Regions from separate parts of the Homo sapiens genome. Here all the other regions are linked to region 2. The links are chromatin loops, found by intact Hi-C in ENCODE. Cell type or tissue: IMR-90. All regions are shown on one strand.

Region 1 (8,000 bases), 94 kb before region 2:
TTATGAAAAAAATGTGATTAGCACTGTACATGATATTATTTCCTTAGTAGAAGATCTTGCTAAATCAACCCTTGATTAGCATTCATGCATCAATCTGGCTGATGTATCCTTTTCAATCCCAATAAATTATATTCACCAACAGTCTGCCTTCACTTGGCAGCCCCAACCTTTACTAAGTTGCCAGAGTAAATTCTCCCACCTCCGAGGTACAATCCATTGAGCAAAATTTAAACAGCCTAAATCCAATTCAAGAATTAACATTGTTTTATTATCCTAATGACACATTAACCAGGAGTGACTTGAAAAAAGCTGTGTCCATGAGGAAACTTTTTGGGGTAATAGAAATATTATCTTCATTGTAGTAGTAGTTACACAATGAATATGTTTGTCAAACTCATAAACAACTGTACAGCTATGGTTTCACTGTATTTAAATTATATCTCAGTAAACCTGATTTTATTTATTTATTTATTTGTTTATTTATTTATTTATTTATTTATTTTTGAGATGGAGTCTCACTCTGTTACCCAGGCTGGAGTGCAGTGGCGCAATCTTAGCTCACTGCAACCTCCCCCTCCCAGGTTCAAGCAATTCTCCTGCCTTAGCCCCAAGTAGCTGGGATTATAGATGCGCACCACCATATCCAGCTAATTTTTGTATTTTTAGTAGAGACGGGGTTTCACCATGCTGGCCAGGCTGGTCTCAAACTCCTGACCTCAGAAGATCCGCCCACCTCAGCCTCCCAAAGTGCTGGGATTACAAGTGTGAGCCACTGTGCCTGGCCTGAACCTGGTTTTTTTTAAAGCAACTGCATCAAAAACCTCTGTCTTCCATTATTAATTTTATGAGTTAAAAGAAACAGACTATAAAAGAGCACAAATTTTGGTAAAATTTTGGGGAGAAAAATTCTGCCCAAGACCAGGTAAAAGCCTTTGTGCTTGAAAGCCCCCAACTTGAAAAAGAGGAACAGAAATTAATTGGCGTGTTTGAATTATGAAGACTGCATATCCCACATCTGTATTAAACTTGGGTCTCTTCATTGAATTATGTGGGTCCTTAAAAGAGCCTCAGAGCTGTGCTGTCTAATATGGTAGCACTAGCTAGCTACCTGTGGCCATTTAAATTAAATAAAATTAAAATTGAATTTCAAATTGAGTTTCTTAGTGCACTAGCCATGTTTCAAGTGCTCAATAGCCACATGTGAATAGTGGCCACCACATTAAATTGCATAAATGTAGAACATTTCCATCATCACAGAAAGTGCTCACAGACTTAGAGGCCAAACTGTCTTAGAGGCCAAACAGGTATATAGACCACTGGAGTTTAATGACTTAAGTATTGAATACAAAATTAGGTGGCATATGTCTCTGAAAATTCAATTGGCTGATATTTCTAACCATTAAAACCATCTTGAGATGGCCAGGTGCAGTGGCTAATGCCTGTAATCCCAGCATTTTGGGATGCTGAGGCGGGTGGATCACCTGAGGTCAGGAATTCGAGACCAGCCTGGCCAACGTGGCAAAACCCTGTCTCTACTAAAAACACAAAAAAATTAGCTGGGCATGTATCTGGGGAACCCACCCCTAATATTTCAATGCAGGTTCTTTCTATTTTCCCTAAGTGTCGGCCAGTCTGAGAAATAAAGAGAAAGAGTACAAAGAGAGGAATTTTACAGCTGGGCCGCCAGGAGTGACATCACATATCAGTAGGTCCATGATGTCCACCTGAGCCACAAAACCAGCAGCTTTTTATTAAGGACTTCAAAAGGGGAGGGGGTGTACAAACAGGGAGTAGGTCACAAAGATCACATGCTTCAAAGGGCAATAAAGATCACAAGGCAAAAGGCAAAGCAAAGATCACAAGGCAAAGGGCAAAATTAGAATTACTGATGAGGGTCTATGTTCAGCTGTGCACATATTGTCTTGATAAACATCTTAAACAATAGAAAACAGGGTTCGAGAGCAGAGAACCGGTCTGACCTCAAATTCACCAGGGTGGGGTTTTTCCCCACCCTAGTGAGCCTGAGGGTACTGCAGGAGACCAGGGCGTATTTCAGTCCTTATCTCAACCGCATAAGACAGACACTCCCAGAGCGGCTGTTTATAGACCTCCCCCCCAGGAATGCAATTATTCTCCCAGAGTATTAATTATCAATATTCCTTGCTAGGAAAAGAATTTAGCGATATCTCTCCTACTTGCACGTCTGTTTATAGGCTCTCTGCAAGAAGAAAAATATGGCTCTTTTAGCCCAACCCCACAGGCAGTCAGACCTTATGGTTGTCTTTCCTTGTTCCCTAAAATCGCTGTTATTCTGTTCATTTTCAAGGTGCACTGATTTCATATTGTTCAAACACACATGTTTTACAGTCAATTTGTACAATAGTGGCCCTGAGGTGACGTACATCCTCAGCTTGTGAAGATAACAGGATTAAGAGATTAAAGTAAGACAGGCATAAGAAATTATAAGAGTATTACTTGGGAACTGATAAATGTCCATGAAATCTTCACAATTTATGTTCAGAGATTGAAGTAAAGACAGGCGTAAGAAATTATAAGAGCATTATTAGGGAAGTGATAAATGTCCATATTAAAATGAAATCTTCATAATTTATGTTCCTCTGCCTCGGCTCCAGCTGGTCCCTCCATTTGGGGTCCCTGACTTCCCGCAACAGGCATGGTGGCAGGCACCTGTAATCCTAGCTACTTGGGAGGCTGAGGCAGAAGAATGGCTTGAACCTGGGAGGCAGAGGTTGCAGTGAGCTGAGATTGTGCCACTGCACTCCAACCTGGGCGACAGAGAAAGACTCCATCTCAAAAAAATAAAATAAAATTAAATTAAATTAAAAAGTCTTGATCCACGTTGCAAATATCCTAGTGGTGTACTAACAAAGCCAGAGGCCTCCTCAGACAGCCAGACACCTCAGAGGCAGACATATATGCAGAGGTAACTAATGGTGGCCTCACGAGGAAAGGGGGCAGCTACTCCATGAGCACAAGCTCTAGATACTTAGCCTTCAAATACTTCAAAAAACAAAACAATCCCTCGGGGAGAGATTTCCGAGCAAAACAAAACAGCCCATTTGTTTTTAGACTCCTGCTATAATGCTTTGCCTAAAGGTATTGGCCAAGGCGGGTGGATCACTTGAGGTCAGGAGTTTGAGACCAGCCTGACCAACGTGGTGAAACTCCATCTCTACTAAAAATACAAAAATTAGCCAGGCATGGTGGCACATGCCTGTAATCCCAGCTACTCAGGAGGCTGAGGCAGGAGAATCGCTAGAACCTGGGGAGCGGAGGTTGCAGTGAGCTGAGATCCACTACTGCACTCCAGCCTGGGTGACAGAGCAAGACTCCCTCTCAAAAAAAAAAAAAAAAGAAAAAACGAAAAAAAAGAGGGGTTGTCCTTATTTCCCCTTTCTCCTTCAGCTGACTGGAACACAAACATGAAAGCTGGAATTCAAGCAGTCATATTGGACCTGAGAGAGAAGAGCTATGTTGAGGCTGGTGGAAGAAAAAGATAGATAGAAGGAACCTGAGTCTCTGACACTTAAACACTACACCAGCCCTAGGGTTGCATGTGAGAGAGAAATGAACTTCTATCTTGGTGGAGACACTGTTGTTTCCAGGGTTTTCTGTTTCTCACAGCTGAAGCTAATCCTAACCAAGCAGAACAAGCACAAAGTCATCAAAACATAAACTGGAGTTTGCAAAGCACATGTCACTTCCAAGCATCAGATACAGTAAAATGATGAGATGTTTTTCCCAAGCCCTGGCTCAGGACCCTCCCTAACAGCTCCCCGACAAGCCCTTTGTCTTCTTAGTAATCATGCCTTGCATGGTGCCTTTTCCAACATCATGCCCCTCCGTGGAGCTCATTAGTAAGGAGCAAGTGAGATTCTTTTTATTTATCTAATCAGTGAATTCCAAAAACTGACAAACAGGATAAAGAAGGAATACCAGCCACTGTTATGAATGTCAATAAGACATTTGTTCAGTTCAGGACCATCTCAATTTCAGAAGGGACCTGCATAGATTTATTTGCAGTAATAAATCAATAACAATTCAGTGGCAATTATACTTCCCAGTTTCCCACACTGCATCTATAGCTTCCAGGTACAAGTCTTAGTATCTTCAAAGCATTTGCAATAGCCATAAAATGGCTCTTTCATGACAGCAAAGTGGTGGCAGGCATTTCTACAGCTAAGGGGTGCCGAACACGTCTCATGCGTCTTTTCTTTATTGGTGAATGTCATGTTTGACAGTGATGTAAATGGAACAGCTATTATGAAAAACGTGCTTATAGTTTAGCCAAAGAAAATATGTAAGGGTAACATTGTAGGAGGGTGGAGTGTAAACATATGAAGAGTCTGGAACCCTGATGGCATCATTAAATGCTCAAACCAATGCTGGAAGCTGTCATCCTCAGATTTCTTATGAGAAAAATGAATTCCTGTTTATTTTAGCCCCTGTTTTTTGGGTTGTCTGGGCCTGCACTTGCAAGCATTTCTGCTGGATGCAGCAGGTCCCAGGAGGCCCTTTCAGACCTAGGGCATTTGGTTGCCTTTCCCACTCTGTGCCTTTGCTTATTTCTTTTTTTTTTTTTTTTTTTTTTTTTTTTTTGACAGAGTTTCACTCTTGTTGCCCAGGCTGGAGTGCAATGCCGTGATCTTGGCTCACCGCAACCTCTGCCTCCCAAGTTCAAGCGATTCTCCTGCCTCAGCCTCCTAAGTAGCTGGGATTACAGGCATGTGCCACCATGCCCGACTAATTTTGTATTTTTAGTAGAGATGGGGCTTCTCCATGTTGGTCAGGCTGGTCTCGAACTCCTAACCTCAGGTGATCCGCCCGCCTCAGCCTCTCAAAGTGCTGGTATTACAGGTGTGAGGCACCACACCCGGCCATCTTTGCTTATTTCCTTTTTTTTCTTTTCTTTTCTTTTCTTTTTTTTTTGAGACAGGGTCTCATTCTGTCTACCAGACTGGAGTGCAGTGGCATGATCTCGGTTCACTGCAACCTCTGCTTCCCTGGTTCAAGTGATTCTCCTGCCTCAGCCTCCCCAGTAGCTGGGATTACAGACACGTGCCACCACACCTGGCGAATTTTTTGTATTTTTAGTAGAGACAAGGTTACACCATGTTGAACAGGCTGATCTCGAACTCCTGACCTCAAGTGATCCACCTGCCTTGGTCCCCCAAAGTGCTGGGATTACAGGCATGAGCCACTGCACCTGGCTGCTTATTTCTTACGGGATCTCTCCAGTTTAGAGCAGAGGTTCTCAACACAGCCTGCACTTTGGAATTGCCTGGGGAAATTTTACACAAGTCCCTTTGCTCACGCCCCAAATGGGTTGAATCCAGATCTCTAAGGGTGAGCACAGGTGGGCATGACTATTTTTAACAGTTCTTCTAGATTAGTGATTCCCAATTTTTTTAAATCTCAATTTGAAAAAAATCTCTCAATGTTTTAAGAGTATAAACCCCTTAAATTACTGAAAACACTGAAAAGCTTTACTTACAATATTGTTATTGATATTTACTGTATTCAAAATTAGAACTGAAAAAGATTTTTAACATGTATTAATTCTTTTTAAGATAGCAATAACAGGCAAGGCTCAGTGGGTCACACCTGTAATTCCAACACTTTGGGAGGCCAAGATGAGCAGATTGCTTGAGCTCAGGAGTTGGAGACCAGCCTGGACAAGATGGCAAAACCCTGTCTCTACAAAAAATACAAAAATTAGCCGGGCATGGTGGCTGGCGCCTGTAGTCCCAGCTACTTGGGAGGCTGAGGCTGGAGCATCGCTTGAGCCTGGGAAGCGGATGTTGCTGCAGTGAGTTGAGATCGTGCCACTGTGCTCCAGCCTGGGCGACAGAGCAAGACCATCTCAAAAAAAAAAAAAGCAATAATAAACCACTTTTGTATATGCTTAAATTTGTCCATAATAAAAGTAAACAAAAAGGACTTTAAATAAATTACGGAAAATGTAGATCTTTAAAGAATTAGAAGACCATCAGCTTTATTTGGATCATGAGTCAAACACACACACACACACACACACACACAAAACCTACAAAACAATCTTGGAAATCTGAACACTGACTGGATATTTGATGACAACAGGAATGATTATTAAAATTGTGGTAACAGAATTGTGATTACATTTTAAGAGTAAACCAGTAAAATCTTTAACAAAGACACAAGGAGGGCCCATGGATCCATTATGTACAGTAGCCACAGTGCCTAGGGCCCACAATACTCCCATGGCAATGTTTACATTTCTTTTAAAATAGAAAAAAAATTAAGGTTGAAGAAAATATTTTAATATATAATATTAATATAGTTGCCTGTGTATCAACACAATCATAAGTATGATTTCAAATTTATTGTTTAGAAAAGTGCATAGGGCCCGCAGAAGTCACAATGCAGCCCTGGATATAACGGCCATGAAAGTTTATGTGCTGAATCACAAAGTGGCAAAATATGAACTGGCAGAGATGTCGGCCTCTGAGGTTAGAGAGGTCATGGCCACAGCTGCTGAATGTGACTTTGGGTTGCCCATCCAGGAGATTGGGTGGCAGGGAGAGCAAATGTGATCATGAAGGGGCTGGTTGTATCACGCTGGTCAAATGCATACAAAGGAGTCTGTTTAGACAGAAGCGAAGAAGGGAAAGCAAGCGGACACCTCCTGGGGGCCTCAGGATCCCACATTATCTGGAAACAGTGCCCCCAACACCCCTCCACCTCCACCAAAAGGCATCCTACATACCTCTTGGTTGGTACACTGGGCCCTCAGCCACAGAAAATTGGTTCTCAGGGACAGAGATAACCCAAGCTAAGCCAATCAGATTGTCTCTCCATGACTTTGAACCATGGGGCCCAGAGACACAGAGGTCAAGAGCAGCTCTGCTGAGCGGTGAGTATCCACACTCCAGGGACAAAGTCCATGAGCCCCTGAGGTTCCCAGAACTGCTCTCAGTCTTCCCTATTGAGTCAACTCTGTCTTCAAATCCTGAGAAACCCAATATTTTTACAATCAATTCCTTTTGGAGCTTAAGCTATTCTGAATCAGATTTTGCGATTTGTAACAAGAAAATAATAATAGTAAGTATAGAGTTTTAACAGCACTAAAATCAAAAGTGGAAAAGGGACAGCAGCATGCCCCAGACACCCGTGTGTCAGCAATAACCAAGACATGGAGATGGAACCAAGACAGCTTGTCAGGTCCCTCCCCTCACTTTCCATTGCAAAGGCTGTCAGTAAAGGGGGAATTATTCCTTTACAGAGCAAGTATTATCCCACTTTGCAGGTGAAGAAACTGATGCTGAGGTTAAGTGTGCAACTCAGAAGCAAAGCATCCCTGACAAGCTAAGGGAAGGAGAACTCTCAGTTGGAAATACAGAGAGGCCCGCTGCCAGCTAGAATCAGTGCCACCTTTGGCCCTAAGTCTGCTCAACCCACCCAAAACTAGACCACCTGCCACTCAAACTCTTTTGTCTGAGTCCCTCTCTCCCCAGGGCCCCAATCAAACAGGGTGCTATTTCTCATCTTCTCCCTAACCCTAATGTCTCTGAAACATGTTTGTTGGGTTTGGGGTTTGTTTGTTTCTATAGATTTGCAGTTCTAAAAGTAAGGAAAACCTGCAGGTATTAATACAAATAACCACAACTGGGAAGGGATGGAATTATAAGAAATCTCTCCCAGCATTAGTAATACCAGTATGCCTTATTTCATGAGGAGAGCAGGCCGATTACCTGACCCAACAATATAGCCCAGGCCCGGGGGAGATGTGAACACAATGAGGAAGATATCTCTATGACCCACATTCTTTGGCCTGAGGCTCTGCCGGAGTCCAAGCCTGTTATAGGTGAAGTGGCCAAGACCTGGAACATGACCTTTACATGAGCTGCTGTACAGCCAGTGTGGCTTTTATCTGTTGTACTTTGGGAAATCATCCATGCCTCAGGAACCAAAAGTCCTTCAACCTAGAGTAAGGCGTTTTT
Region 2 (8,000 bases):
TATATATATATATATATATATTTTTTTTTTTTTTTTTTTTTTTTTTTTTTGAGACAGAATCTTGCTCTTTTGCCCAGACTGGAGTGAAATGGTGTGATCTTGGCTCACTGCCAACTTCTGCCCCCTGAGTTCAAGCAATTCTCCTGCCTCAGCCTCCCAAGTAGTTGGGATTACAGGCACCTGCCACCATGCCTGGCTAATTTTTGTATTTTTAGTAGGGACAGGGTTTTGCCATGTTGGCCAGGCTGGTCTCAAATTCCTGACCTCAGGTGATCCACCTGCCTCAGCCTCCCAAGTAGTTGGGATTACAGGCGCCTGCCACCATGCCTGGCTAATTTTTTTATTTTTAGTAGAGACACGGTTTTGCCATGTTGGCCAGGCTGGTCTCAAATTCCTGACCTCAGGTGATCCACCTGCCTCAGCCTCCCAAAGTGTTAGGATTACAGGCGTGAGCCACCGCACCCAGCCTTTTCATATATATATATATATATATATACTTTTTTTTTTGAGACAGAGTTTCGCTCTTGTTGCCCAGGCTGGAGTGCAATGGCGCAATCTTGGCTCACCACAACCTCCTCTGGGTTAGGGCAATTCTCCTGCCTCAGCCTCTCGAGTAGCTGAGATTACAGGTATGTGCCACCATGCCTAGCTGATTTTTTATATTTTTAGTAGAGATGGGGTTTCTCCATGTTGGTCAGGCTGGTCTTGAACTCCAAAACCGCAGGTGATCCGCCCACCTCAGCCTCCCAAAGTGCTGGGATTACAGGCGTGAGCCACCGCGCAGGGCCTCTTTTCATATATTTTTAACTAAATTAATAAAACAGCTGGGGCAGTGGCTCATGCCTGTAATTCCAACACTTTGGGAGGCCGAGGTAGGAGATCACTTGAGCTCAGGAGTTCAAGACCAGCCTGGGCAACATGGTGAAACCTCGTTTACCAAAAAATACAAAAATTAGCCAGGTGTGGTGGCACATGACTGTAGTCCCAGCTATCCCAGAGGCTGAGGTGGGAGGATTGCTTAAATCCATGAGGTCGAGGCTGCAGTAAACTGTGATCATGCCACTGCATTCCAGCCTGGGTAACTGAGCAAGACTCTGTCTCAAAAAACTAAAAACTAGGCAGGCGTGGTGGCTCATGCCTGTAATCCCAGCACTTTGGGAGGCCGAGGCAGGCAGATCACATGAGGCCAGGAGTTTGAGACCAGCCCAGCCAACATGGCAAACATGTATTTCAGTGTCTACTGAAAATACAAAAATTAGCTGGATGTGGTGGTGCGTGCCAGTAATCCCAGCTACTCAGTAGGCTAAGCCAGGGGAATCGCTTGAACCCGGGAGGCAGAGGTTGCAGTGAGCCGAGATGGTGCCTCTGCACTCCAGCCTGGGCAACAGAGCGAGACCCTGTCTCAAAAACACAAACAAATAAAGAAAACTCCAAAAAACTGAAAAGTAAATAAATAAATAAAACAAAACAAAATGTGGAAGCAATAGCAAAGGCTTGACCTTGCTCCAAAATCACAGGTTTTTTTTAAGCTGTGTTCTTATAAACTTCCAAATGAGATGAAGATAAACTTCTGCTGAGAGGGGCATGGTCATGACTTACAGTTTGGGCAGGACAAAGTATTTTCCATCACACACACACACACACACACACACACACACACACACACACTCACCTTCACACATACGGTGTTATTTCTACTAAGTTGTACTTGATTCTTCTCCAGTGGCTCTGTCTGGAGTTTATTTAATGTTACTAGTTTGCCAATGAATAGACTAAGACAATAAGCAATTTTGCTTTTATTTCTTTATTTTAAAAAACTGCTTGTTAGTCTTATGAGAAAACAAAGTGAAGAATAAAGGTAACTACTGCATGTACCACAGTAGCGAGAGAAAAAAGAGTGTCAATTAATCTAATTGATAGTCAGAGGATTGCATGGCTATTAGTGATGGAGTCGGGATTTGGGCACGTGTACATTTGTTGGATTTTGCAGCCTGGCATCTATATCCCATTTGTCTGGTGGCAAGATCCCATTTTTGCGTTGGGGCCATTATCCTCCAACATTGGGTAGTCTATGGTACTATTCCTCAAGGGACCCTCCCCTTCCTCAGATGAGTGTGAGCACCTGACCCACCCTAAGCCTATTGGAGTTCTCTCTTTTTGATCCAAAGTAGAAGCACTGACCATTGGTGTCTGCTGCCTGGATGCTGGAACTATCCTGGCTTCTGTCCTTTCCAAAGACCGCCTGTTCAGCTTTTCCTTCAGTTCTGTAAATATTTTTTCAATAATTTACTATTACTTATTAATCTGTTGCTTCTCTACAACCGGCTGCCTCCTCAGCTCCATGACTCCCAGCCTGGAGTCATAGAACAAAAGCTGAATGTGGGCACAGAAGGTTCAGCCACTGAGTGCCTATATGGTTTTGAACTCATTATTTGAAATTCAAGCTCATTACCTGAAACAGGAAGAACACCTCCTCATAAGGCTGGTATGTGAATTCAATTAGATGAAATATGTGCTCTCCGAGATCAAGGACTTTGATTTAGTCTCTGCTGAATCCGCAGTGCCTATCACAGAACACAGAGAAGAGCTTCAATAAATGTGTTGGTTTAATGACAACTGCTTCTGAAAACACTTTGTTAACGCTAGTACGTAACATGAATAGCTGTGTCCATTATGTCCAGGGTGAAGTCAGCCAATTTCGATTCTCCTCTCCTTAAAGTTTTGTCTTGCTTTCTCTTTCTTTCCTTGAATCTTCACACTAAATCTACTTTGTTTTTTAATTTTTTAAAAAGAGATAGGGTCTCACTCTGTCACCCAGGCTGGAGTGCAGTAGTGCAATCATAGCTCACTGCAATCTCTAACTCCTGTTCTCAAGCAATCCTCCTGCCTCAGCCTCACAACTAGCTGGGACCACAGGCATGGGCCACCATGCTTGGCTTTTTGCTTTTTTTTTTTTTTTTTTTTGGTAGAGATGGGTCTCCCTATGTTGCCCAGGCTAGTCTCAAACTCCTGTGCTCAAGATCCTCTGGCCTCTGCCTTCCAAAAGGATTACAGGCATGAGTCACCACCCTGGGCCTCTGACTACTTTATTTTAAAGCCCAGCCAATTTATATCTTTTTATTATTATTATTATTATTATTTTTGAGACAGAGTCTCACTGTCACCCAGGCTGGAGTGCAGTGGCCATCTCGGCTCATTACAACCTCCGCCTCCCAGGTTCAAGCGACTCTCCTGACTCAGCCACCCTAGTAGCTGGGATTATAGGCAGGCACCACCACGCCAGGCTAATTTTTGTATTTTTAGTAGAGATGGGTTTTCGCCATATTGGCCAGGCTGGTCTAGAACTCCTGGCCTTAAGGGATCTTCCCGCCTCGGCTTCCCAAAGTTCTGGGATCCCAGGTGTCAGCCACCTCGCCAGGCTGCTTGATATCTTAAAATCAGAAAAGCCACCCATCTTAAGTGGAGGGTGGGTGGGTCCATATTTACAGGAATGGAAGAAAGGAGGATGTTCCCTCTCTTTTGTCCACGTTCAGCAGCTCTGAAATTAATGCCAAGGCGAGCAAACGCCCGCCCCCCACCCCCTGCCGCCCTCGCCTTATGCCGAGACTTTGCTGTTGAACACGAAGTAAACGTTTCCCAGAAAGCCCAGTTTAAGAAACAATTCAGGGCGAGGTGAGGGCACAAAGGTAGAGAAATAAGGGGAAATGATATTTCTTTAAAGAACAGAGATCCCTGAATAGCACCGGGGGCCGTTACAGCCCATGAGGACATCTCCGAGTCCTTCTATATGACACTAGGGACCCCCGTGCCATATACAGACACTGTTCTCAGAGATTAGGAGGGGGAAAGAGGATATTGCCACAGTTCTGTCCTTCGAAATGACTCCAGATGCTTCTGAGTCTGTGAGGCCCCTGTGTCCGTCATCAGCAAAACAAGTGAGGGAGAAGTTTGAGGAGTGATGACCCTAGCAGTTATGGGTTTAAGCCTGGGAATCTTAAGCCACAGAGCAGAGGATTTGGGGGCTGAAGAAAAAGACCCTCCGCAGCTTCAGCGCGAAGAGGGCGGCGGGGACCGGGGTGGTGGGGGTGGAACCTCGCCGCCTTCCGAAGCAGGAGTAAGCTGCAGAGGCTGCGCGGGGGTTTGAGCGGAGCGAGAACAGCTCCTTCCCTTGATCATGCTGCCCTCCGGAGGTCAGTTTAGGTATCGCCGCTCCCTTTCACGCTGTTTTGTCTCTTCACCGTCTGTTCTGGATCATCCTGTCCAGAGAGACCGTTGGGTCAGAGGGTTCCTGTGGACCCCTGGGGCGAGCTTAATGTCCCCGAAAACTGCGTGCTCCAGTATCACTTGAATGCCCACCGGGTTCCGGAATCACGAGTCTCCAGAGCTGTCCCTTCGCCCCACGGCTCACATTCCAGGTCTGCCCCTCAGTGACTTCTGCAACAACACGCGCTTCTCGATCAGCTCTGAGGATTTGGGTTCTGCGACGGACAGGGGAAGGAAAGAAGGAAGGCTGTGAAGAACCGTGGTGCCTGCCTGCACAGCCCTCCTCGCGTGCGAGCATTAGTTGGCTAAAGTCGCCTGTCTCGACAGTCTCCCCTGCGGGGTATCTGGGGACCCTTTCTTTGGGAATCCACGCTCTTTGTCAGAGTAGCCAATGCCTCTCCTGTCCAAAATCTCATACCCTTGGCCCTTCTCCCGTCCTCGCGCTGAGGCTGGAGTCAGGTCAAATGTCAGAACATCTGGATGTCCCAAGAGTGACACCTGGGAGTGGGTGGGCAAGAAACCAGTAGCGGGAAGGGAAAGTGGAGGAGCAGAGGATTCCCGGGGCCGGCGTCTGGGGTGAGCTCGCGGCCCCTCAGAGCCTGGCACATCGCCGCCTGGCATCCGGCAGGCGTGAGGGAACGCATAGCGCAGCGAGTCAGGCGGGGTAAACCCGGAGCAACGCGGAGGCGGTGATCTGGGCAAGGGCGAGGTCAGTTAAGGACGCAGTTCTGGCCCCGCCCTCAAGGCACGCCTGGCCAATCAGGAATCGCTGATTCACCAAGCCTCTCCTCCTGCGCTCGCCCTCTTCTGCACTTCGGTCTCAGGCGCAAACACGTTCAAAGTCGCTAGGCCAAAGCGCTGAGATACGGTTTCCCAAGCCAATTAGAGAGCGGCTCTCGGATATGGGGCGGAACCCTGAAAAGGCGAGAGCTGAGATGCCGCTCCGTTCTGCCTTACCACGCCGCCCCCCAGCGTCCGCCAATTAGGAGAGCCCGGAGCCGGATCCACTCTCAGCCTCAGGAAGCAGCAGCCTCCGCTCCGCGGCGGGTGTGCTCGGCAGTCACAGACCCACTCAGGACACCTCCCGTTGCCGACGGGCTAGACCTGCATCCGAAGGGCCTAAGCGGGGAGGAACCGCTTTCCACCACTCTCCAGGGACCTGGGGAGGGAATGTTTAGGCCGTAGGGGTGGAGGACACAGGAAACGTAACATTTTTCCTTAACTGCGCCTCTCTTCTTAGGCCTTAAAGGGGTCCCCGTGTCTCTCCAGTCTAGAGCCTAAGTTCAAACGAGGCGTATAGGCGAGGACAGCAGGAAGGCTCCAAGTCAAACAAACGGATGGTACGAATTTCGCCTGGTCTAGCCCTGCCCCAACGGTGTGGGTGTGGGTTGGGTGCTGCAGCCCCCGAGCAAGGGGCTGTCACAGCCACAACCAGAGGAGCTATGGAGCTGCTACGGAGGAGGGATTCCAGAGTCAGCTTGGGCTTGTCCCAAGGGAGCCCTTGGGACAGTGTCTGGGGCTGCGCGGCCTGGTTCTCATCCCTTGCAGCATCTGCTATTTTAGCCAGGGGCCACCTTCCTCCAATGGCCTGGGAGTAGCTAGAGGTTAGAGGTTACACCCACCAGAAGGGATGTAAGCCCAGGAAGTAGTCAGAAAGGAAAGGTCATTCTAGAGATGGGGCCACCTGAAAAACCTTCAGGAGGAAGGAGAAAGGAAATGGGATAAGTGTCATGTCATACTAAATATTTATTTTCTGCAGACTGACTTCGGAGTAATTCTTGAGCCAGGAGGGGAGAGGTTAGTGTTCAAATTGCTGAGATCTTAGGTCAAAAAGCTACAGAAAAGAAATCACTTTGAAAAACACAATGACTCAGAGGCAGTCACCCCTTGCCAGCAATTCCAAGAGCTGAGGAGGCTTCATGCCTCAGGACATGGTGACTAGTTGAGTGAACCAGAGATTGAGGCAGTGGTTTTTACAGGGGAAGAAACAAGCCTTGGGTGTATGGGAGCAGGAAAGGAGGGTGACAGACTGGAGAAATGATAAAGGCCATTTTGGAAGCCCACAGGGAAGTGGTCTTGGGAAACCTGAAGACACTGGGATATTCAGAAGGCCAAGGGGATCCAGCTTATCCTGTTGGGCAAGGTGCTGGGAGTGAAGGCAGGTAAGCCATGTCAAGGGCCTGGGAAGCAAGGGGAAAACTGGAAGGGGTACCCCAGGTGAAGAAGGGTATGGAATGGGGTGCAGAAGTCCATGGAGATGACCGGCAGATCTCAGGGCGGTTTCTGGCACATCAGAAGTTGGGCTTATGCTTCTTGAGCTCCACCATAAGGTGGTGAATGTTGATGAGCTCAGCCCGGGCAGGGAGGGCTCGGAGCTGCGGCTGGGACAGCACCCGGTGGAAGCGATGATAGAGCTGGATCAGCTGGGTCAGCGCTCCCTGGTCAAAGAAAGTCATTGAGGGATCAAACCGTAAAATGGTGCTAATAGTGATGATTAAGAATCAGGTTAGGCGGCCAGGCGCAGTGGCTCACACTTGTAATCCCAGCACTGTGGGAGGCCATGGCGGGCAGATCACGAGGTCAGGAATTCGAGACCAGCCTGGCCAACACAGTGAAACCCCATCTCTACTACAAATACGAAAATTAGCTGGTTGTGGTGGCAGGCACCTGTAATCCCAGCTACTTGGGAGGCTGAGGCAGGAAAATCACTTGAACCTGGGAGGCAGAGGTTGCAGTGAGCCGAGACTGTGCCACTGCACTCCAGCCTGGACAACAGAGCTAGACTCTGTCTCAAAAAAAAAACAAAACAAACAAAAAAAAAAGAATCAGGTTAGGGCTCATACAGAACTTTGGGCACAGCTAGTAACTGAAGACCAAGGGTCACTTAGATGATGCTGAGCCCAGCAAAAAGATGGGGAAAATAATTAATGATGGGGGATCTGAGTGGGGCCTGGGACTTGCAGGTCACCTGAATGATACTGGTGCCATTTCTGAAGTTGGTGAAACTCCGCATTACATCCTGACTCAGAGATTCCACTGATGATTTCCAGGAACTACCAAAGCCACGGATCAGCTGAGTTACCCGGGCTAATAGCAGGAGGAAACAGTGTCAGAGAGGGATCTGGCTGATCTTCAACTCCACTAAGTTCTCCCCAAGGTATAGCCATCCTTATCATCAAACCCTCTTTTCTGGTATTCTCTCAATCCAGTCTTTCATACTCTATTCCCCCACCATGTAATCTGCATCCTTTCATTTTTCTTTTCCACTTCCCTTACCACTGATCCCATCATTACCATATTTTCCTCATACCTTCTTCCCCTCGAAGTCGCTCAGCCTGTCCACGCTCAATCAAAGCCTCAGCCTCCTTCACAAATGCCACTAAACCCCCAAAAGGGGGAGACAGCAACTCTTCAATGAATTCCTGGAAAGACACAAACACATATACACAGGTGTCCTGGTGTCAGCAGATTTGCCCAATTCTGGCATCATGACTAATGTAGATCCATCTGAATGGCATCTTTCAGCTGCTGCAAAAGTTAAGGAAAATCCTCTATGGAGAAAAATATCCTCAATCCTAATTTTGGCCCATACAGTTCCCCTGGTTAAGATCAAACAATGAACTCAAAGATCACTAGACACAAAAGAAGGGCAGCTACCAAGAGAGTCAGCAGACACAATAAGCAATAGCTGCTGACCTTAAGAACTATCCGATACGGATAGCAGTTGTACTGTGTGC
Region 3 (8,000 bases), 230 kb before region 2:
ATGTGATGCAGAATTTTATACATGTACATGTTTATTGGATCAAGCATGTGGATTTTGTCATTCTAATTTATTACGGTTTTCTTTATCTTTGGACTGGCCTATACATAACTAAGAGTGGTGCATTTATTTATTTATTTTTTAGAGACAGGGCCTTGCTCTGTTGCTCAGGCTGGAGGGCAGTGAAGTAATCATGGCTCGCTGCAGCCTCAAACAGCTGGGCTTAAGCGATCCTCCTGCCTCAGCCTCCCAGAGTAGCTGGGACTATAGGCATGCCCCACAATTCCTGGCCTATGAATGGTATATTTAAATCTCTAACTGTGACTGTAGGTTTTTCAACTTGTTTCTAATTTTTAAATCAACTTTTGCCCTCTCTGCATTTAGGTTATTAAGGTGTTTACTCTTGGGAATTATTACAGTCTTGGTGAACTGAGCCTTTTCCCAATTTGTCCTGAGAATCTTTCTGTCCTACTCTGTCTTGTCTGATAGTAATAAGTTCTACAGCTGTCTTTGGGTATTTGTTCACTGTATCTTTTTCTACTCTTTTGTTTTTACTCTTCCTTTGTACTTATGCTTTAGATGTAGCCCTTGAAATGTCATAAATATAGATTTTTGCTTCTGATTCAATCTGACGATCTCTGTCTTCTAACCTATGTTCAATTCATATGGTAGTCAAAGTGAGCAAACTTGTTTCTGCAAGAGACAAACACTGAAGCCTCAGTGGTTTAACAAAACACAGGTTTATTTTTTAGCCACGTGTAGTTCAAGGCAGGTTGGGCACTCTGTAGCTCTTTTCCAAAACATGCCTCAAGGTGGCTAAGCTCCACTTTGCATCTCTATTATTGAAAAGCACTTCATGAACTCCTAGCTTTGCAGGTAGGAGAGAGAACCTGGGAAAGGCACATTGTTTCCATGGTTTTGGACCAGAAACTATTTGCCATCTCTGCTCACATTCCATTGGCAAGAAGTAAACAATGACCCCACATAGGCGCACGGGGATGGAAAAATGTACGTTACCTATGTGTGCAGGAAGATATAATGGTTTGGTGAGCACATGGCACTGTCTTTGCTGCATTCTGATTGTGTTTATTGTGAATATTGATGCACTTGGGCTTGTTTGTAATACCTTATTTATTTCAATATTTCTATTTTTTAAAGTTTTTTTGTTTGTTTGTTTGTTTGTTTTTGAGACGGAGTCTCGCTCTGTTGCCAGGCTGGAGTGTAGTGGCATGATCTGGGCTGGCTCACTGCAACCTCTGCTTCCCGGGTTCAAGCGATTCTCCTGCCTCAGCTTCCCGAGTGGCTGGGACTACAGGTGCATGCCACCATGCTTGGCTATTTTTTTTTTTTTTTTGTATTTTAGTAGAGACGGGGTTTCACCGTGTTGCCCAGGCTTATCCTCCTGAGCTCAGGCAATCTGCCTGGCTCGGCCTCACAAACTGCTAGGATTACAGGCGTGAGCCATCACACCCGGCCAAGTTTTCTTTTTTAATCTTCATTGCCTTTTTTTTTTTTTAAGTGTTACCGATACCTTCTCCATCTTCCCTCTGACTGGATAAGAACTTTAGCATGCTTTCAAATTTATTCACATATTTTCTCCTTCACCAAATTATTTGGTCAACATTACTTTTCATATCTTTTGGCACCTTCTAGAATGCGTTCTCTGATTAGAATTCTTCTTCCAAAAACTTTCAGATGTGGGAATTTGCATAGCAAACCTTCTAAAGTCTTGTATGCTTGATAATTTTTTAAAATTATACCAGCACTTTTGAATAAAGTTTAGCTGTGTATTACATACTATTTGAAGTATTTTCCCCTTTAATATTCTAAATAACATCATTCCAAATTTTTTTTTTTGCATCCAATGTCACAGTTAGAAAATCCCATGTCAGTCTTTCATGCTGGAATCTTCTAGAATTTTCTCATTGTCTTTGATATTTTTAAATTTTGCTAGTGTGTCTAGAGTGGGTTTTTCCTTCTCTCTGTAAGACATTATGGATCTTCTCTATCTTTTAATTCTGGGAATTCATCTTTTTATTTCTTTAACTATTTTTCTCCTCTATTTTTTGTCTTTGTGAAACTCATATAATCTATATTTGGATAATTCTCTCCTCCTTTTCCCCTGACTTTTCTATTGATGACTTCTCAATTCTTCCCTCTTTTGTTCTGAACTAGCTCCTCAGTGTAGTCCTCCATCTTTCTGTTTTGTTTTTCAGTTGCATCTCTCCCACTATTTATCCCATTAATGTGGCTTTTACTTTGACTATTATATATATTTTTTACACCTAGAACTTCTAGGTGTTTTCCCTATATTCTCTATTTTTTCATATTATAATAGCTTCTGACTTTTAAAGTGCACTTTTAATGCTCATTTTAAGCGGCTGGTCTATATTTTCTACCACTTCTTTCAAGGACATAGATGGTCCTGTTTGCTGTTTTTCTTTTGAGGTGTCGGCACTCCCTAAAGGTATTATTTTGACCCACTAGTGGCCATCTGTGTTGGTGTCATGTGTGTAAAGAGAAAGGAGGGCCAGCTGGAGTCCTAGGCCAGCGCAAAACCATAGTCACTACCCTTTGGGTGTCACTTCAGGTCAGGACTTCAGGGTGGGAGCACTAGGAGGCGTAGGGAGCACTGATAGCTGGGGTGGCAGAGGAGGCAATGACTAGGGCAGTCCCCAGCTCCTCCCACTCCAGCAGGATTTCAGCTTGGATTTTCTCACCCACCCCTCAACAGCTGGACAGGCAATCAGGATCTTGCCATCGTTTTTTGCAGCAGGGAGCAGGCAGTGATTGCTCAAGGCCAACACCGGGGAGGCAAGAGCAGAAGGTTCCAGGAACCTTCTCATAGCCACAGCCAGCAAGCAACCCAGTTCAGAACACCTTTCAGTCTCACCAGGGCTTCCTCATTATTTGTTTTCTTGGAATGTATATGTATGGTCCACATTCCCTCCTAGATGGAAAGGGCCTGTAAGAAGGGATCATGGATGATTGAATCTTTGTTACACAATCTTCCTTTTCCCCCTAAACGCTAGCACGTTATTAAATAAATAAGTCAATGATAACAAATAAAAGTGAATAAAGTGGATAACCCTGACTCTAGGGAGAGGTACTGTTATTGGGACTAGAGTCTAATAATGAGGCAAACACAGATTCGACAAAAACTTACTAAAGTGTCCTTTAAAAATGACACAAATCCAGTTGTTCTAAATTGTCTAAAATGCTGACTTTGAGGTAAAGTTGTATCTGTCATGTTCTTTGGAGCATGACAAGTTCAGGTAGGTGTTGGGGGATATTCTTCATTAAATACATGTTTATAGGACACCTGATGTGACTTAGGCACTGTGTGCTGCTCTGGGAGCACAGAAGAGCAGGACATGATCCCCTTCCTCAAGGACTGTGCTGTCCTGTGCAGTAGCCACAAGCCACCTGTAGCTATTAAGCCAAAAAAAACTCTAAGTATAAAATGCCCTGGGATTTGAAGACTTAATTAAATGTATATACATAATCTCAGTAATTTCTATATTAATTAATGTTCAGTTTGCAATTTTTTGTATATTTGCGGTTTAAAATATGTATTAGATTAATCTCACCTGTTTCTTATTGCTTTTTAAATGTAGCTACTAGAAAATTTGAAATTGAATTAAGAGGCTCCCATTATATTTCTACTGGACAGCGCTGCTCTGGGTGCTCTTGGTTGGCTACCAGTTGGCCACTGGCTCCTTTTCTGAGATTTTTACATTTAAGTAGCCAGCTTGCCAGAGTCTTCAAGTCCTTTCCTGTTACTACCTAGATATTCCACCAGAGGGCGACCTTACCATTGAATTTTTCCATTCTGGACCTTAGATCTGACTGTTTGCTGGTGCATCGCTCTGTTTTAATCTATTTTGCTTTAAGTGCCGTGCTAGGCTTTGGGACCACAATTATGGTTCCTGCCAACAAGAATGGCTGTCTTGGAAGTCTGTACACAGAACTAAATACGTGGTGGAAAAAGGAGAAGGTCTATTAATGTGCAATATAAATGTTCATGTGGCCTGCAACTTTCTGGGGCAATCCTTTCCCTAGTAATTAAGCAGTTTCAAGTGCCTGTCTAATTGCAGGAATTCAAATGGCTCACTGCTGTCACCAGAATGTCTGATAATTCCTGGACAGAGAAGTGATGCAAATGTGTGCTTACGTATGGAGTTGATGGCATCTCCTGCACCAGCCTCCTGCCCTGGGCAGACTGTTGTGGTCATTTGGGGGCAGCTCCCCAGCACAGCAGATTTCTTGCTGGCCATCACTTTTCAAACTCTGGACTTCTGCCCTTTGGCTGGGAACTGCTCACTTCCCTTAGAACTTTCCCCTCCCGTCTCCTGACTTCTCTAAATGCCAGAGTTCCAACCTCTGTCTCCTGGGAAATTCTAAGCTAAAATCACTCTTCCTTTATATCTGCAGATAGTTTGAAATTTATACATCAAAAAAAGTAACTTTAAAAATATATAACTGGTCTCATTACACTCTGGAGCAACAATTCCAAATGATGGTAGGAAAACCCCAAAATTGGCCATCGAAAGGCATAGATACAGCCCTTCCTGTTTAAAAGAGGTATTTTTGAAAAACTTCAAATGTCTTCTGGGAAAGGCACAATCTTTCACGGTTTCTTCTCTTCCCCCTCTCCCTCCCCCTTTTGGGAATGACATCCTGGGGCAGAGGATGAACTTACAGAGCGTGCTGGCTGTGGGAAGCTGGGTCTAGGTGGCATTTTTTCTCTTTTCTGATGGTTCTCTGCCCCCAGTTCCTTGGCCTGTCCCCATCGCTCGCCAACATTTCCGTGGCTGGTCTAATCTGCGATCGATTATCCCTGACGAAGGCAGTGGGGCTCAGCCACCTTGCCTGCTGGTGGCCCCAGCGTGGCTCTGCTACTACTCACATCCTTCCAGTTTGGCGAGGCTGCAGCCTGATCCTGGGCCCGTGTGTTCTGGGCTGTGGCCCCTGGCTCCAGGCCAGTTCAAGCCTCTCCATGACCATCCTGAACACCAATTTACTGCACGTCAACTCACTAAAATCAACCCATCAACTAATCAGAAATTAATACATCAAATCATCAATTCCCCAATTTTATCAATTTGCCAAAAACTTGACTTTAAAGTTTTGTCCTTTTATATTGAATTTAATGGTTTTTACAACTTTTGAAGACTTCTGAAAATGTTGGTTAATTTGCCTTTCCTTTTGTTTTCATAGTAGCTTATAAGTAATATTCGATTTGTCAGATGTTGGTGATACAGGGAGAAGATGACAATGGTGACAGAGTGTTTTTCATCTTCCCAAGTGTCCTCACAAAAACAGAGAGTGCAATTGGGATAGCAAAGGAAAATATCCACAGGCAGTGTCTCTTTATCAGACCAGGGATATCCCTAGAAGATCCCGTGAGACTCTAGAATGTGTGTGGGTAGATCCAAGCTGTAGATCCAAGGTAGATCCTGTGGGCTCTAGTGCCATGTGGAGGTAGCAGAGGGTTGAGAGGAGAGGGTTCTGGTGTTTCTAAGATCTCAGGAACACAGAAGTGGCCAGTGAGTGCCCACCTCCCAAAAGAGGTGATCTCAGTCTAGAATGAATCCCCAGCAGAGAGCTCTAAGGACCTAGACTTTTGTAAATTTAGAAACTCCCTTTTCTCTTACCAATGTCTAATTTTTAAGACTATGACTTTGATATAGCTGTCAATATTCTGTTTTGGAATATTGTTTGCTTTTGGTCTTCTGTGATAAAAATCCAAATTTTCCCCTGGGTGAATAGGCATAAGGTCACATCTAAAGAAGTGCAAAAGGAAAACATTAAGACCTCTAGTAAATTAATGTTTTTATAATAACATATATCTCCATATGCTTCACAGAAACATGTAACTTCTGTCTATACAAGCTTTGGGTATTTCATTTATAATGAAATGGCGCATTAACGTGTTTTTCTAAATCAAAAGTCAATTTCCTCCTTGAGATTAATTACATCTCCAGAATATGAAAGCAGCTTCTGACACTATGTATTTGAAATAGCAATTTCCCATGTTTGCTATAACAACAATAAATAAATTGTTGTGTAATACACAAAAGGGAATTCTTAATTCTGCCCTAGGTAGGAGAAGCTAGAGAGAAGATGACGTTTGAACTGTGCCTTGGAGGATAAATACAAGTCTACTGATGCGGAGAAGAGGATGAGAGCCTTGCAAGGAGAGAAGATGGCCTGGGCAAAGGCACAGAGGCCTCAAAGTATATGGTGGGCAGGGGACTGCTGCATGGCCAAGTAAACGAGGAGCCGGAGGAGACGAGGCTTAGGAAACAGGCTGGTGTCAAATTGTGAAAGCCGCAGATGTCCTGCTAAGTAATAGGGTTGTGCCTTATCTATGATTAATGGCAAGCAGGCACAGTTTTTGCCTTGGAGCCCGGTGAAAGCAGGATTGACTTGAATTGATAGAAAGAGAAAAGAGGCAGCAAACCATTTAATTGATTGACTGATCAATTAATTAATTACCCGAGTCTCCTTGTGAAAGTTCCAAACCTTCTCACTCTCCTCTCACTCCACATTCAGTTCTACATAGCAGCAGGAATTCCTTGGCTCTTACTTCATCAAGAAAATTGGTCAGGCACACCCTTCATCAGCGACATTCTGACCATTTGGAGACCCTGGTTTCTCTTTCTTCTTCTTCCTGAAGTCTCAGAGGCTGGGGCTCTTCCTGCTCCAGGCTAACCCTGACCTCCAGTTATGCGCTCGAGACCTTCACTCCTGCCTCCACTGGGAGCTTGTCTCAGCTGTCCTCCCTTCTATCTCTCTGTTAACTCTAATCAGCCCCCTGCTGCCAGATCCTTCCCTTCAGTTTAGAATTTAGGCTCAAATCTTCCTTGTCCCTAATGCTCTTCTCATCTCCCTAGCTTCCACCCTCATCTTTCTTCTTTACTCTTCCCATGTTCCTTAAAGAAAATGTTACACTTCTGTGTTTCCTCTTTCTCCCCTCCCACTCATTCTCAGCCCCACTGCAGTCTGACTTCCTTGTCCATGACCTCAGTGGGACAGAAATTGATTGCCAAGGTCACCAAATCTTTATCTTTGTGGAGTTTTCTGCTGCTTTCATCACAGTAGATCATTCCACTTTCTTGAAATCTCTCCTTATTCAGATTTCAAGACATCACACTCCTCTGATTTTCCTGACACCATTCAGATCATTCATTCTGGGGCTTCTGCTCCTCTGGGAATCTCTAAATGCAGAGTGCCTCTAGGGATCTGTCCCCAGCTAACAATGTCTCCTTGATCAAACATTCATTTGTATAGCTTCAATTCTTAGTCATCTAATTATACCTAACATAGCAAAGAACAATCCTTGGCATCTACTAGGTGCTTAGTAGCTGTCACATCTTTTCTTCTTCTCAGACCTTTTGAATACAGCAACCTGGTCTTCTATTAATGGAGAGCAAAATCTAACCATTCCACCTCCTCTCTCCTCAGGGCCACAATTTTATTCTTCTAGATATCTCTTCTTTCTCTACATTAATCCACTTCTTTTTCCATTTCTGTACACTCACTTTCCTTCTTTGGCTCTCTTCATCTGATCAAAATGAAAAATTAAAAGATATTTCAATGTTTTTGTGTAATAGCTAATCTATTATAAAATATTTATATTCTTAGACATGCAGCTTTATTATGCAATCACAAATGTTTTACACGTTTGACTTTTCTCAAAACCAAAAATCAGTTTTTAAAATTGCTTTTTACCTATATGTGGTTCTTGCTTGATGAAAACAAGCAACTAGAAAAAACTGGTCTACTTCCACTCAAACAGTGTCTCCAACTATGTGGCTTGCCCGGCTACCAGACCCTTCTTGAGAAATATTCTGCCGGACACAAATGAACACTCTTAGTTCACACTGCCCATTGGCACACGAGGGCATGGAGAGTGTTCTCTATGGAGAAGTAGGTGCTTACAGCAGAAATAGCCTTCCATGAGGTTGCGTCGGTTCTGCTTTCACTTTCCCGTCTCA

Evidence for each region. Peaks named below come from ENCODE experiments on the same cell type or tissue, not always from the same donor. Only the 100,000 strongest peaks of a DNase experiment are listed, where the experiment ranks them.
Region 1: a loop joins it to region 2, with 8 times the contacts of the local background. A loop is called at or near these places in 95 of 110 quality-filtered maps.
Region 3: a loop joins it to region 2, with 9 times the contacts of the local background. A loop is called at or near these places in 92 of 110 quality-filtered maps.

What each region holds. Positions count from the first base shown.
Region 1 is chr6:33,150,279-33,158,278 of GRCh38, forward strand. No RefSeq gene overlaps it. Among named protein-coding and RNA genes, the nearest start is that of HCG24, 11 kb to the left of the region's middle. In IMR-90, no CTCF peak of the experiment used is centred here; no DNase peak of the experiment used is centred here; H3K27me3 peaks cover 660 bases.
Region 2 is chr6:33,244,287-33,252,286 of GRCh38, forward strand. It overlaps VPS52 (VPS52 subunit of GARP complex), which reads right to left. Exons shown (of 20, transcript NM_022553.6): 18 at 7,574-7,685; 19 at 7,232-7,350; 20 at 5,992-6,701. The coding sequence ends at 6,555. HCG25 (HLA complex group 25) reads left to right here and starts at 5,250. Exons shown (of 5, transcript NR_044997.1): 1 at 5,250-5,369; 2 at 5,504-5,603; 3 at 6,330-6,425; 4 at 7,227-7,420. LOC105375022 (a long non-coding RNA gene) reads right to left here and starts at 2,587. Exons shown (of 2, transcript NR_187834.1): 1 at 2,453-2,587; 2 at 1,789-2,264. In IMR-90, CTCF peaks have their summits at 4,188 (motif pointing left) and 5,227 (motif pointing left); DNase peaks (open chromatin) are centred at 4,165, 5,115 and 6,165; H3K4me3 peaks cover 1,684 bases; H3K27ac peaks cover 2,358 bases.
Region 3 is chr6:33,011,147-33,019,146 of GRCh38, forward strand. No RefSeq gene overlaps it. Among named protein-coding and RNA genes, the nearest start is that of HLA-DOA, 5.6 kb to the left of the region's middle. In IMR-90, a CTCF peak has its summit at 3,800 (motif pointing right); a DNase peak (open chromatin) is centred at 3,805; H3K4me3 peaks cover 265 bases; H3K27me3 peaks cover 3,593 bases.